4 separate regions of the Homo sapiens genome follow, and all the other regions are linked to region 3. A link is a contact called in ENCODE Hi-C data. All regions are on one chromosome and are shown on one strand. The core of a region is the stretch at or near the end of the contact, and the rest is flanking DNA. Distances in the headings are between cores, read along the strand shown. Region 1 holds the start of ZNF417 (zinc finger protein 417). Region 2 holds the start of ZNF552 (zinc finger protein 552). Region 3 holds the start of ZNF132-DT (ZNF132 divergent transcript). Region 4 holds the start of ZNF134 (zinc finger protein 134).

Region 1 (3,282 bases), core at 783-3,282, 520 kb after region 3:
GATTCTCCTGCCTTAGCCTCCCGAGTAGCTGGGACTACAGGCGTGTGCCACCACACCCGGCTAATTTTTTTTTTGTATTTTTAGTAGAGACGGGGTTTCACCATGTTAGCCAGGATGGTCTCGATCTCCTGAACTGGTGATCCGCCTGCCTCGGCCTCCCAAAGTGCGAGGATTACAGGCGTGAGCCACCGTGCCCAGCCTTATTGTTCTTTATAAGACTGATGTCAAATTACTAAAAGGAGTTGAATGTAAGTTAGAATATCAAGTAAAGGATACTAAGTGGGAAAAAGTGTTGTTCAATTAATTGAACGCTATAATGATTTGTGAACCCCCCAAATTTGAGACAGGTCTCAGTTAATTTAAATAGTTTATTTTGCTGGCCAGGTGTGGTGACTCATGCCTGTAACCCCAACACATTGGAGGGTGAGGCAGGCAGATCACGAGGGAGATCGAGACCATCCTAAACAAGGTGAAACCCCCGTCTGTACTGAAACTACAAAAATTGGCGTGATGCCACGTGCCTGTACTCCCAGCTACTCGGGAGGCTAAGGCAGGAGAATCACTTGAACCCGAGAGGCAGAGGTTGCAGTGAGCCGAGATCGCGCCACTGCACTCGAGCCTGACCAAAGAGCGAGACTCCGTCTCATAAAAGAAAAAGTTTATTTTGCCAAGGTTGAGGACACATGCCCGTGACACAGCCTCAGGAAGTCCTGACGACATGTGCCCATGGTGGTTGGGGTACAGGTTGGTTTTATACATTTTAGGGGGACATGAGACATCAGTGAATATATGTAAGAAGTACATTGGTTCCGACCAGAAAGGCGGGAACAACTCGAAGCAGGGAGGGGACTTCCAGGTCACAGGTAGACAGGTAGAGAGACAAATAGTTGGATTCTTTTTAATTTCTGATAAGTCCTTCCAAAGGAGGCAATCAGAATAGGCATCTATCTCAGTGAGGAGAGGGAAGACTTTGAATAGAATGGGAGGCAAGTTTGCCCTGAGCAGTTCCCAGATTGACTTTTCCCTTTAGCTTAGTAATTTTGAGGCCACAAGATTTTCCTTTCACAGATTCTATCAGCAGGAGAGTTGTTTTCTGTAGGAATCACAGAGATTCAGCTTTGCACTCCTGCTATAGGGGAGCACATCCCTAACTTCCTTCATTTGCCTTAGGCACTCTAAGGCTTCTGAGGGCCTTCAGACACATTATAACACAACAACGCTTATCAGCCTCTGCTTCCAGTGCAGGTATTTTGCGACTGAACGACTGTTTCAAACGGTGTGGTAATTTGGATTTTTAGCCTTTAGGAGAATCCTAAATAATAGTTTTAGCTTGAGCTCCCTATTATTTACCTTGCGCTCCCCGAAATCTGAAACAGTATTTTTCCAGATTCTTGAGTGATTAGTTACAGACACTAGTCTCCAGGAATCTCAATACGGCTTCTAAGGCTAGGTGAGACCCCTCCTCTGCCCTAGAAAGGCGCCTTTTTTTTTTTTTTTTTTTTTTTTTTTTTTTTTTTTTTTGAGACAGAGTCTTGCTCTGTCGCGCAGGCTGGAGGGCAGTGGCGCGATCCCAGCTCACTGCAAGCTCTGCCTCCCAGGTTCACGCCATTCTCCTCCAGCCTCAGCCTCCAGAGTAGCTGTGACTGTAGGCGCCCGCCACCACACCCAGCTAACTTTTTTTTTTTTTGAATTTTTAGTAGACACGGGGTTTCACCGTGTTAGCCAGGATGGTCTCCATCTCCTGACCTCGTGATCCGCCCACCTCCGCCTTCCAAAGTGCTGAGATTACAGGCTTGAGCCACTGCGCCCGGCCAGAAGGGTGCGCTTTTTAAGGAGAACCCCTGACCTGATGGCGGGCTTTTCCTGCAGATGGACTCTGGGTATCGCTCTTTTTAGCGCCATGGAAAGTGGGGAACTACATTACCCAGAAAGCTCTGCGTTAAACGACAGCCGGTCAGAGCCAATGAGCACTCGGAAAGAAGGCATTTCCACGTGTGCACGTAACGTAAGGCTGAGACTTCCGGGGTCTCTAGTAGCGGCTGTGTATCGGTGACGCGGGTGTTTCCCCAGTTTGTGGCCCCTGAGTGCTGGGGGGGGACCGCGGTGACTGAACCTAGAAGGTGGAGAGGAATCGTCCTCGGTGCCCAGAGGCGGCTCTGCAGCCCCGTGACGGCGACCACTGCTCCCGGGCCGTGCTTCCCCAAGTAGTCCGATGGCAGCGGCTGCGCCGAGGCGCCCGACTCAGGTAATTGTGGCGCCTTCTGTGCCCTCAGGTCACCCCATCGTCACCCAGGTCCTAAACCAGCGAGGGAGCGGCTCCTGCTCACGGGTCTGTAGCCGGTACCCGGCGTAGGAACACTGAGGCGCTCGCAGGAGGGGTCCCTGTGTAACTGTCCAGTGGGGGTCCCTGTGTAACTGTCCAGTGGGTTCACCTTGCCAGCTGCCTAGACAGAGCCGATTTATGAAGACTGGAGAATTGCGATGGAGAAATAGTAATTGACGCAGAGCCGTCAGGCTGTTCTGGAGACAGGAGTTTTATTATTACTCAAATCAGTCTCCATTAGCATTCCGGGATCAGAGTTTTCAACATTAATTTGGCGGTAAGGGTTGGGACCTGAGATGGATTCATAGAGGGTTAAAGTGAGTTTTTCATGCTGTTTTCTGTTCTGGGTGGGATGGCAGAACTGATTGACCCAGATTACCGGTCTGTGTGTTGTCAGCTGATCCATCCAGTGCAGGATCTGCAAAATACCTCAAGCACTGATCTTAGGTTTTACAATAGTGATTTATCTTCAGGAGCAACTTGGGGAGGTTCAGACTCTTGGAGTCAGAAGCTGCATGACCCCTAAACGGTAATTTCTAACCTTGTAGCTAATTCGTTAGTCCTGCAAAGGCAGGCTGTTCTCCAGGCAAGAAGGGGGTCTTTTCAGGAAAGGGCTATTATCAATTTTGTTTCAGAGTGAAACCATGAACTGAATTCCTTCCCTAAGTTAATTCAGCCTATACCCAGGAATGAACAAGGACAGCTGAAAGGTTGGAAGCAAGACGGAGTCAGTAAGGTCTGATTTCTTTCACTGTCATAATTTCCTCAGTTATAATTTTGCAAAGACGGTTTCACCTGTTTCTGACACCCGTGGGATGCGGTGGGGAGAGCAACAAGCACAGGGAGGGGCGCAGGCAATGGCCTGGAGATGGACGGAGCCGGGAGGATGGAACCTGTCTGGAACAAAGTGTGAGGTGGAGCTCTCCCTGGAAGAGTAAGCAGGCCGAGGGCTGTGCATT
Region 2 (3,527 bases), core at 560-3,059, 630 kb after region 3:
TGTTGCTCACTCTTTGGGCCCGCACTGCCTTTATGAGCTGTAACACTCACCGCGAAGGTCTGCCACTTCACTCCTGAAGCCAGCGAGACCACGAACCCACCAGAAGGAAGAAACTCTAGACACATCTGAACACCTGAAGGAACAAACTCCAGACATACCATCTTTAAGAACTTTAACACTGCCCGTGAGGGTCTGCGGCTTCATTCTTGAAGTCAGCGAGACCAAGAACCCACCGGAAGGAACCAATTCTGGACACAATACCTTTCAAACAAGGGACCTGTCCAGGCTTCCTTCTGATGACCAACCCACCTCTAATGCTGGCCAGTCTATTTCACACAAAGTTCTAAGTTTTCCTGGTGTCATAGTAACACTGTAATCTCCCTTAAATCCTTTCTTGAAATGTTTCAACATAGTTCCTAGTGAAGTGGGCTTACTTTGTGCCTGACCCATGCTTCTTTGAGACAAAACACCACGCTCACACCACACGCACACCACAAAACAAAGAACAGGTAAAAAGGGCACACATACACTTTTACCGTTTACACCAAACCAGAATCAAAATCCAAATCAGAGTATCCAGAAATCCAAGCCAGGTCAAAACCAAAACGAAAGTATCAAGCAATCCAAATCAAGTCAAAAACAAAAACCAAAGTGCCGGTACAGGCATGCCGTGGGTGATCAGGCCACCCTTCCACTCAAATGGAGTGGGCAAGTTCCAAAGACTAGTCTTACCAAGTTTCAGATGTCCGGACTCCAAGTGCCTGTTCCTTCCCAGTGTTCAGCCGCTGCATTGATCCTCTGTGGGGGCCTGCCACACGCCACTCTGGCGAGGTGTTCCACTGGGGCAATTGCCTACCCGGGAGTGCTCTCAGGTTCTGCGTCCCTCAAGCTGGCCAGAGTCCCCTGTAGGGATGCTCCACAGGGCAGGCCTAAGCTGCCTAAGGGGCTGCCTCGACTATCTGTTAATCACCTGGCTTCCCAGTCAGGGAACCAAGAAATGTAGCAGGACAAGCCGCAGGGCTGTATTCAGCCTGGAGCTTTGGCAAGACTCACATCTCCAACTACCAAGCTCCCCAAGTGAGGAATTCCTGTCCCTTTTAAGGGCTTACAACTCTAAGGGGGTCCACATGAGAGGTTTGTGATCGATTGAGCAAGCAGGGGGTACACGACTGGGGGCTGCATGCAGTGGTAATCAGAACGGAACAGAACAGGACAGGGATTTTCACAATGCTTTTCCATACAATGTCTGGAATCCATAGATAACATAACCGGTTTGGTCAGGGGTCGATCTTTAACCAGGCCCAGGGTTGGCACCTGGCTGTCTGCCTGTGGATTTCATTTCTGCCTTTTAGTTTTTACTTGTTTCTTTGGAGGCAGAAATTGGGCATAAAACAATATGAGAGGTGGTCTCCTCCCTTAACAGCACAAACGCTTAATTAACATTTCTTTTTCTTTTGAGACAGGTTCTGTCGCCCAGGCTGGAGTGCAGTGGTGCAGTCATAGCTCAGTGCAGCCTGGACCACCTGGGCTCAAGCAGTCCTGACACCTCAGCCTCTCAAAATTTGGGATTACAGGCGCGCGCCACCGTGCGGGTCAGGAGGCTTCCCTGAGGGCCCCGGAGGTGGAGCTGGGCTTTTCCTTCCGAAGCGCCCCTGGGAATCTCTCTCTTTACGGCCTTGGAACCTGGGAAACTACATTACCCAGAAAGCTCTGCGTCAAATGACAGCACGGCAGAGCCAGTGAGAGTTCACATTGAAGGCGTTTCCGTGTGCGCAAGTAAGGTAGAGGCGGGACTCCCGGCGCCCTTTAGTAGCGACCATTTCCATTGGCGTTAGGGAGTCCTTGGAGCGCTGTGTTGGGACCGTGGTGGTGACTGGATCCAGGAGGTCGAGAGTCGTTCTTCTCTTTGCACAGACGTGACTCTGCAGCTCTTTAACGGCGCCCGCTGCTCTCAACCCAGCTTACCCCACGTGGTCCCATGGCGGCGGCCGCGCTAAGGTTCCCCGTTCAGGTAATTGTGGCGCCTTCCGTGCTCTCCGGTCACCTCCTAGTCACACAAGTCCTAAAGCAGCGAGGGAGCGGCACCTGTTTACGGCTCTGCAACCCGGACCCGGCGTCGGGACACTGAGGCGCTCTCGGGAGGGATCCCTGTTTCAGACACCCGTGGGATGCGGTGGGGAGAGCGACAGGTACAGGGAGGGGCGCGGGCAATGGCCTGGAGATGGACGGATCCGGGAGGATGGAACCTGGGGTCCACAGGCGCCTGTAGGGAACAACCTGTGAGGCGGAACTCCTCCTGGAAAAGCAAGGAGGCTGGGGGCTGTGAAATCATTGCGAGGACACTAGAAATAGGAGAATTTCCAAGAAAGAAGGGACTGGATCAAAGTCCAGGCTTTTAAAGTTTCCTAAAGGCCAAATAAATAACAGAGTAGAGAGGGGATGACGTTGGGGCCCTTTGAGATTGAATCCTTGTAGATCATATAGGTGGTAGAGATGACACTTTGTGCTGAGACACGCAGGTTAGACAATAGTCCAAGGTCACCTGGCTCCGTGGACACAAAAGCGTTCAGGGAGGCCTGAGCTTACCAGATCCTATCAGGGACACAGTCCTGTAAAGTCAGCCTCTTCCCTCAGGCCTTTATGGCTGTAGAAGCATTTAAGGAACGCATACAAGAAAGTGGAGGGTGGGGCCGGGTGCAGTGGCTCACTCCTGTAATCCCAGCACTTTGGGAGGCCTAGGCGGGTTGGTCCGGAGGTAGAGACCAGCCTGACCAACCATGGAGAAACCCTGTCTCTACTAAAAATACAAAATTAGCCAGGCGTGGTGGCGCATGCCTGTAATCCCAGCTACTTGGGAAACTGAGGCAGCAGACTCGCTTGAACCCGGGAGGCGGAGGTTGCGTGAGCCGAGATCGCGCCATTGCACTCCACCCTGGGTGACAGAGCGAGACTCCGTATCAAAAAAAAAAAAAAAAAAAAAAAAAAAAGAATGAGGTGCGTTCAGAGAGGGTATCTCTGCTGTGCTGAAGGTGCCACATTGGGCTTTCCATGACCTCGGCCATACTAGGGGAAGTGCCTGTCAGGAGGGGGTGGACTCTTATATCACAGCCACCGCACAGATACCTATTTGTTCAACTAACTATTGTTGTTGGTGGCTGTACCCCATGACCAGTGGGCCTAGTTTCTCCTATGTTTGAGGACCTTGAGAGGAGGATGTGCGAGAGTAGATGTGTGGGAGAGATGGATTGTGATACCTCAGCATAGGGGTGGTTTGTGGTTTCATCTGTCAACATCATAACAGGGCACAGTGACTTTTGAAGACGTGGCTGTGAAATTTACCCAGGAGGAATGGAATCTCCTTAGTGAGGCTCAGAGATGCCTGTACCGTGATGTGACGCTGGAGAACCTGGCACTTATGTCCTCCCTGGGTAAGTTGCCCACACTCACCCCTGTGACCTGAGCTAGTCTCTGTCTTTCCCCCTCTTTTTCTATTGGCAAGACTTTCTCATGTCAGGAGCATGGACACA
Region 3 (3,091 bases), core at 91-2,590:
CGTGAGCCCTAGCCACTGGTCCTCCAACCTAAAACCCTCCTTCCCAAATCCTATCCTCAGGCCGTTCACTGGGCCAGGCCACCAACATAATGCAGTCTGGACGTCCTGAAGCCACACCAGAATTCTATATATCCAGAGGCCCATTTGACACCTCCACTCACAGGTCTCCAGACAATTCAGACTCTATACCTACAAAATCCATCGCTAATCTTCCATGAAACATCCTCCTCCTGCCAACTGCCAACCTCTATTCTCCACAGGAGGCATCCTAATTCTTCCTAACTACTTGGGATGGTCCTTCACCCCTACTCATGCTTATTCCACTTATCTAAGGTAGCAAAAAATTCCATTAGCTCTATCTTGAAGATCCACTGGGAATCTGATCACTTCTCCCATCCTTCTTGCTTCCGTTCTGGACAGGCCACTATCATAACTGTCTGGAACAATACTGCAATAACCTCCCCCACAGTCTCCCTGCTTCCAGCCCCACTACAACCACCTTCTCCAGTAGTGTGTTCATTCAGCAACCACTGAAATACTTTCCAAATTCTAACTCAGGTCATGTCCATCCCTTTTCTGTTCAACACCTTTCATGGCTCCCAGGCGCCCTCGGTGTGCCAGGAGAGGCAGGACTCCTCTTACGCTCTCCACTCGCTGCCAAGGGGGCATGAGAGCCTGCCTGAACGCTCAGGTCAGGGTCAAGTCCAAGTCTTCGCATATGCAGATCCCTCCTCCTGTACCCTCCACGTCTCAACAAACTGGATTCTGAAATGGTGACCCCCAACCTGTGAACGCTCCACACTGTTCAGTGGGGCCCGCAGAGGACCTGGGGCAGATACTTCTCAATCGGAGACTTAGGACAATGGTGCTGAGTCCAGCGGAGTGGGTGCCAGGAGACCTTTGGCGCACGTTCCATGCCTACAGCCGGGCGCACACTGGGTCAAGACCTCCCAATGCGTAGCTTTTCTTGGCCTCGGCCTCGCGCTCCCTAAAGCCAACATAACGCCAAGGGCGACGACTCCCGAGAGCCGCGGACACCTCCGCGCGGTGCAACCTGAGGGTCCCACTGGGCCGGCTTTATCTAAGGCACAGGGTGGGGAAGGGGGGTGCGGTGTTGTGGGGGGCGAACACTGGGCTCAGGGGCGATATTCGCCGCGGTGGGGGCGCTTGTATGTCAAGAAGGCGGAACTTCCCCGACTCTCGTGCCTTCCTCGCTCCTGTTTCCATGGGCCCAGGGAGCCTCCAAGATTCCGTCCCTCGCCTGACAACGCGGTCCCTTCAGAAGCAGACAAAATCGAGAAATGCCAAAGTGATGGTCCGAGGACGACGACGGAAGTCCCGCTGCCAGGCTGTGATTGGCCAGCGTCTTACACTCCGCCCGGAAGTGCCTGTCTCCTCGGCTGCCAATGGCCAGCCCTGAGGCACCGCGAGGGTCCTTCTGGATAATGTAGTTTGCGTTGCCTGAGCAGCGACGCAATAAACGCCATTCCTCAATCACCTTGGCAACGACCTAGCAGTAGCGTGACGGGCATAGGGAAATAGCGTCATAGACGGCGGGGATCCTTGAGCCAATGAAAGCTCGGACCAGTGGCAAGTCCGAGCTGTCATTGAGAGGCGGGACTTCCGGCGCCGCCATTGCGGTCCTCATTTTGCTGCTGGTGGGTTGGGCTACAGCAGGCCTCTGGAGCCACACCAGGGCACGGGAGTGGGTGCAGGGACCGTCACCGCGCCTTCACACGCACCATAGTGCCCGGCTAATTACTCTGCTTTTATGAGCCAAGGTGTTCCCGAAAGTGGAGCCAGCGCCACGCGTCTCCAGGGTCTCCATACCCAGCCTTCGTCCCTGCGGTGCCCAGAGGCCTTGCGCGCATTTTGCATTTGGGAAGACAGGTCCTGAGTGCGACCGTCACCCAGCGGAAGTGTGAGGGTTCGGCCCAGCGGCAGGGCTAGCCCTGGGCCTCCTGTTATGGCCCTGCCCAGCCCACAGGTTCTAATGGGGTTGCCAGCGTTGCTGATGGGCCCGGCGCAGGTAAGTGGAGTGTGCCCCAGGCCCTCACCCGCTGGGATTCCGGCCCTCAGGATCCTGAAGCCCAGATAGAGGGGATGTTGGTGTCCTGGGACTCTTGATCGTGTCCTGTCCTCACACGTGGGTCCTGGGCCCTGCCCTGGGAGTCACTTACCCTTACCATCCTGAATCCAGGCAAGGGGTTATATCGAGGGATTCCCATTTCTGGAATCCTGTGGAATGAGATCTGGAAGGCTGTCCCAGGGACAGTGACCAGCATGTGTACCTTGTTTAGTGGTGATGAAATGGAAGCATTCTGGGGACTGCCGGTCTCCATTTAGTCTGGTGGAAACAGGGAAGGGAAACCAATAGTTAGGCCTGGAATGGCAGCCTGAGGAGCTGGACCTCTATTCTGATGGTGGTGGGAGCCATGGAAGGTTTGGAGTAGAGGAAGTAGGTGCTCTGACTCCAGTCTTAACAGACGCCCTATGGATGCCTAGTGGGCAGCAGACTGGAGGGATGGTGATGGTGGAGCAGGAAGGCCAGTGAGGAGCTGACAGATGTGGTCCAGATGTGTGCTTTGGGTAGCTGGACAGAGGGGTGCCCGTGGAGGTAGGACAGATGGTTGGCTTCTGAATCTGCCCAAACTGGGCCATGGATTACCTGATGTGGGACAGTGAAAGAAAGTGAAATGTTAAGATTGACCTAAGGCTGAGTGCAGTGGCTCACACTTGTAATCCCAGCACTTTGGGAGGCCAAGGCGGCCAGATCACTTGAGGTCAGGAGTTCAAGACCAGCCTGGCCAACGTGGCGAAACCCCACCTCTACTAAAAATACAGAAAAATTAGCCAGGACATGGTAGTGTGCACCTGTAATCCCAGCAACTTGGGAAACTGAGGCAGAAGAACTGTTTGAATCTGGGAGATGGAGGTTGCATTGAGCTGAGATCGTGCCACTGCGCTCCAGCCTGAGTGACAGAGCGAGACTCTGTCTTAAAAAAAAAAAAAAATTGCCGGGCGTGGTGGCTCACGCCTGTAATCCCAGCACTTTGGGAGGCCGAGGCAGGTGGATCACTAGGTCAGGAGA
Region 4 (3,093 bases), core at 29-2,528, 830 kb after region 3:
GCCTGAGTGCTGGTTTCACTTTGCAGCACCAAGCATTGACTTCCAACAACACCATCTAGAATGCTTTCACATGCCAGGACCCCTCCTTTCTGGAAGGAATCTTAAGTGTCCACCCCTTCATCCCTGGCCTTCCACCCTAAACCCACCTCTCACTTCAGAGACCACACAAAATAACTTCCTTGAAATTCCACCCTCTAAATCTGATCTACTACAGGCTTTGACCTTATGCCTCACCCATTGAAGTCTCTAGCACAACTCCCTCTCTAGAACCCCAGACCTGCATGTTCAGCTACCCGTGATGAACCTCCAGTGCAGAACACCTTAGATTCACCAAGTCCAAAACCCAATTCCTGATGCCCCTGAAACGTGCTCCCTGCTGTGACTTACCAATTTCCATTCTTTCACACGTTCAGGAAGGAAAACAGGCCAAAAAAACCCTGGATAGCCCTTTCCTCCCTACATTCACTCACGACCACATCTGATGCGGCAGGAAACCCCATTGGTTCCATCTTTAAAAATCTACCCAGAATCTCATGACTTCCCCACCCAACCCCTCCTGCCACTGCTCTGGCCCAGCCACCACCGCAACACTTCTGGAGTTTGTTGCAGGGACCTCCTCAAACGTCTCCTTGCCTCCATCCTCATCGTTTCTACCTCACTGTAGTCGGTTTCCTCCTCAGCAAACATTGGAATACTTTAAAAATCCTTTTTCGGATCCCTTCCCTCCACCATTCAAAACCCGCCATGGCTCCTATCGTCCTCGCAATGAAGGAGCAACTTCTCCCCTCGACATTGCAGGCCTGACTACGGTTCACACACGCTCCCGACTGCTACGGGCTCAGTCCAGCTCCAAACCTATGCTCAGGCTGCCCCTCTGCCAGTCACACTCGCCCCCACCCACCAGCGCCCCGCTGCCTTGGACACTGGGGCCTGCGCTGCAGGGACTCAGACAGGCGCTCCTCATTTGGAACTTCAGGATTTGGGGCGGGCGAAAGTCTGGGAAAGGCAGCACCCACCTGCGCCGGGCCCATCACCGCGGCCGCCGCCATCACAGTTCGTAGACCACCCGGAGCCGCGAGGGGGTCCCAGGTCGCGGGACCCTGGCACCGCGGTCGTCCGTCCCCGGGGGCGCAGGCGGGGTCTTCGCTGGCGAGCCACTCCGCAGAGCGAACAGCGACTTCTCCCGCACCCTCCCGCTTCCGTCACCTCGGAACCGCCCAGCAACCCCGAGCTTCTGCTCCGATGGTTCCACCTAAGAGCCGACAAGATGTCCACCGCGAGGAAGATACCGGAAGTCCCGCCCAGAGAGCTTCCGTCCGCAGGGAGACGCCCCTAAGAGTGCCGCCGCCGGGCGGCGCACAGGTTTCTGGGCAATGCAGTTCTCATGTGCACTTGGCCGTGGTGACGGCTAACTCCCCTGCACGCTGGGCAAAGGCCAAATGGTACTGCGAGGGGCGCTGAGAAATTATGCCCTGAGACTCTGAGGTCAGGGCGTGGCTTCGCTCCTTTTAAAGGACCCTCAACCAGGTCTTGTGTAGTGAGGTCTGCAGGGATCCCCGAAATATTGGGATATATTCTTACAGATGTTCCCTGAAGCCACACCACCAAATGGACACACAACATCCAATGTCACTCTGAGTCCACTCATAGTTCAGTCAAATTTCCTTCATTTAAAAAATATGTGTACTGTAGAGGGAAGCTTTGAGTCAGTTTTGTGAGCCTCAGTTGGGTCAGAGTTAACAGAGAATTGTCCCCAGGCAGGGCCATGGAGTGGAAGAATGGTCTCCAGACAGTGGCTATGGAGGGATGCTGGAGCTCCCTGAGGCAAGTGGACTAATATAGAGCTCTTCCTCTGGTTTCCTCAGAAAAAAAATACCTGAGAGAACCATGAGGAGGAAGACAGGCGAGAGAAGGTGGTCAAGGAAGGCACCTTTCCTGCCTGTATGGTCACTAATGTCCAACCAAAGGAGAAATATTCTTTTATCCAAATGAGAGTTCCTAGCCCAAAAGTTGAGATATATCTATTTCCTTTTGGTGATGTTTCTTATCTGAAAAGAAGAACCATTATAAATGCTTTTATATGCCAAGACAGGGGCTGAAAATGTGGTGTCTGAACCCAGAAATAAAGATTTGGAAAATTGGGATCAGATTTCTTGGCTGGGAGGTGATTCTCATTTCACCTGCAATTACACCGACAGTGTCTGAATTGAGAATTGAGATTTATTTATGGTTTTAAAAAAGAAAAGGGCGAGTGTATGGGGAAAGAAAGACAAAAACATTTGTGAATTGTTTAAATTACTCAAAAGTTGTTTTGTGTTTTTTTTTTTTGAGACGGAGTCTTGCTCAGTCGCCCAGGCTGGAGTGCAGTGGTGCGACCATAGCTCACTGCAGGCTCCGCCTCCCAGGTTCACACTATTCTCCTGCCTCAGCCTCCGGAGTAGCTGGGATTACAGGCGCCTGCCACCATGCCCGGCTAACTTTTTGTATTTTTAGTAGAGATGGGGTTTCACCGTGTTAGCCAGGATGGTCTCGATCTCCTGACCTCGTGATCTGCCCGCCTCAGCCTCCCAAAGTGCTGGGATTACAGGAGAGCCCCCGCGCCCGGCCAAATTACTCAAAGTTAATAATTCTGTAGTTATTCACAGATACATGACGAAATGGACCTGGAGAAACATATCTGTGATAAGTGAAAACGGTTAAGATGACAGCAAAATTTGAGCAGGAGACATTGAATTCTGAGAAGTGAGCAAATGAAGCTGAGCACACAGCTGTGTTAGAACTATGACTACAAGCAGCGTTTAGTCTCCAAAATGTAATTTTATTTATTTATTTAATTTTGGAGACAGGATCTCACTGTGTTGCACAGGCTGGAGTGTAGTGGCACGATCATAGCTTGCTGCAGCCTCAAACTCTTGGGCTCAAGGGATCCTCCCACCTCAGCCTCCCAAAAAGTTGGGATTACAGATGTGAGCCACCATGCCAGGCCTCTTTTCATTCTTGAAAACACTCAATAATACCTGGAAGGAGAAGTAAAGAAAACATTTAGAAAGTGCTATCAGAATATTAAGGTGAACAGGGATGCTGTAGTATTAT

What was found. Hi-C counts contacts between places; a loop is a spot of excess contacts on that map. Pooled maps may share reads with other maps.
Region 1: a loop to region 3 is called in a pooled map, with 16 times the contacts of the local background. The contact joins the promoter of ZNF417 here to the promoter of ZNF132-DT in region 3. A Hi-C loop is called at or near these places in 8 of 50 pooled maps.
Region 2: a loop to region 3 is called in a map of naive thymus-derived CD4-positive, alpha-beta T cell, with 19 times the contacts of the local background. The contact joins the promoter of ZNF552 here to the promoter of ZNF132-DT in region 3. A Hi-C loop is called at or near these places in 1 of 168 maps with a recorded cell type or tissue (naive thymus-derived CD4-positive, alpha-beta T cell) and 8 of 50 pooled maps.
Region 4: a loop to region 3 is called in a map of gastrocnemius medialis, with 21 times the contacts of the local background. The contact joins the promoter of ZNF134 here to the promoter of ZNF132-DT in region 3. A Hi-C loop is called at or near these places in 1 of 168 maps with a recorded cell type or tissue (gastrocnemius medialis) and 7 of 50 pooled maps.

What each region holds. Positions count from the first base shown.
Region 1 is chr19:57,915,342-57,918,623 of GRCh38, reverse strand. It overlaps ZNF417 (zinc finger protein 417), which reads left to right and starts at 2,032. Exons shown (of 3, transcript NM_152475.3): 1 at 2,032-2,245. The coding sequence starts at 2,213. RefSeq lists enhancers at 1,656-1,715, 1,112-1,967, 1,986-2,275.
Region 2 is chr19:57,813,195-57,816,721 of GRCh38, reverse strand. ZNF552 (zinc finger protein 552) reads left to right here and starts at 1,809. Exons shown (of 3, transcript NM_024762.3): 1 at 1,809-2,011; 2 at 3,302-3,428. The coding sequence starts at 1,979. RefSeq lists an enhancer at 1,485-1,534.
Region 3 is chr19:58,438,697-58,441,787 of GRCh38, reverse strand. It overlaps ZNF132-DT (ZNF132 divergent transcript), which reads right to left and starts at 1,340. Exons shown (of 1, transcript NR_186311.1): 1 at 1-1,340. ZNF132 (zinc finger protein 132) reads left to right here and starts at 1,635. Exons shown (of 3, transcript NM_003433.4): 1 at 1,635-2,029. The coding sequence starts at 1,967. It also overlaps a transcript of ZNF324B not described here. RefSeq lists enhancers at 438-947, 1,097-1,226, 1,459-1,969.
Region 4 is chr19:57,612,427-57,615,519 of GRCh38, reverse strand. ZNF134 (zinc finger protein 134) reads right to left here and starts at 1,278. Exons shown (of 3, transcript NM_003435.5): 1 at 1,017-1,278. It also overlaps a transcript of ZNF530 not described here. RefSeq lists a silencer at 1,024-1,073 and an enhancer at 1,204-1,383.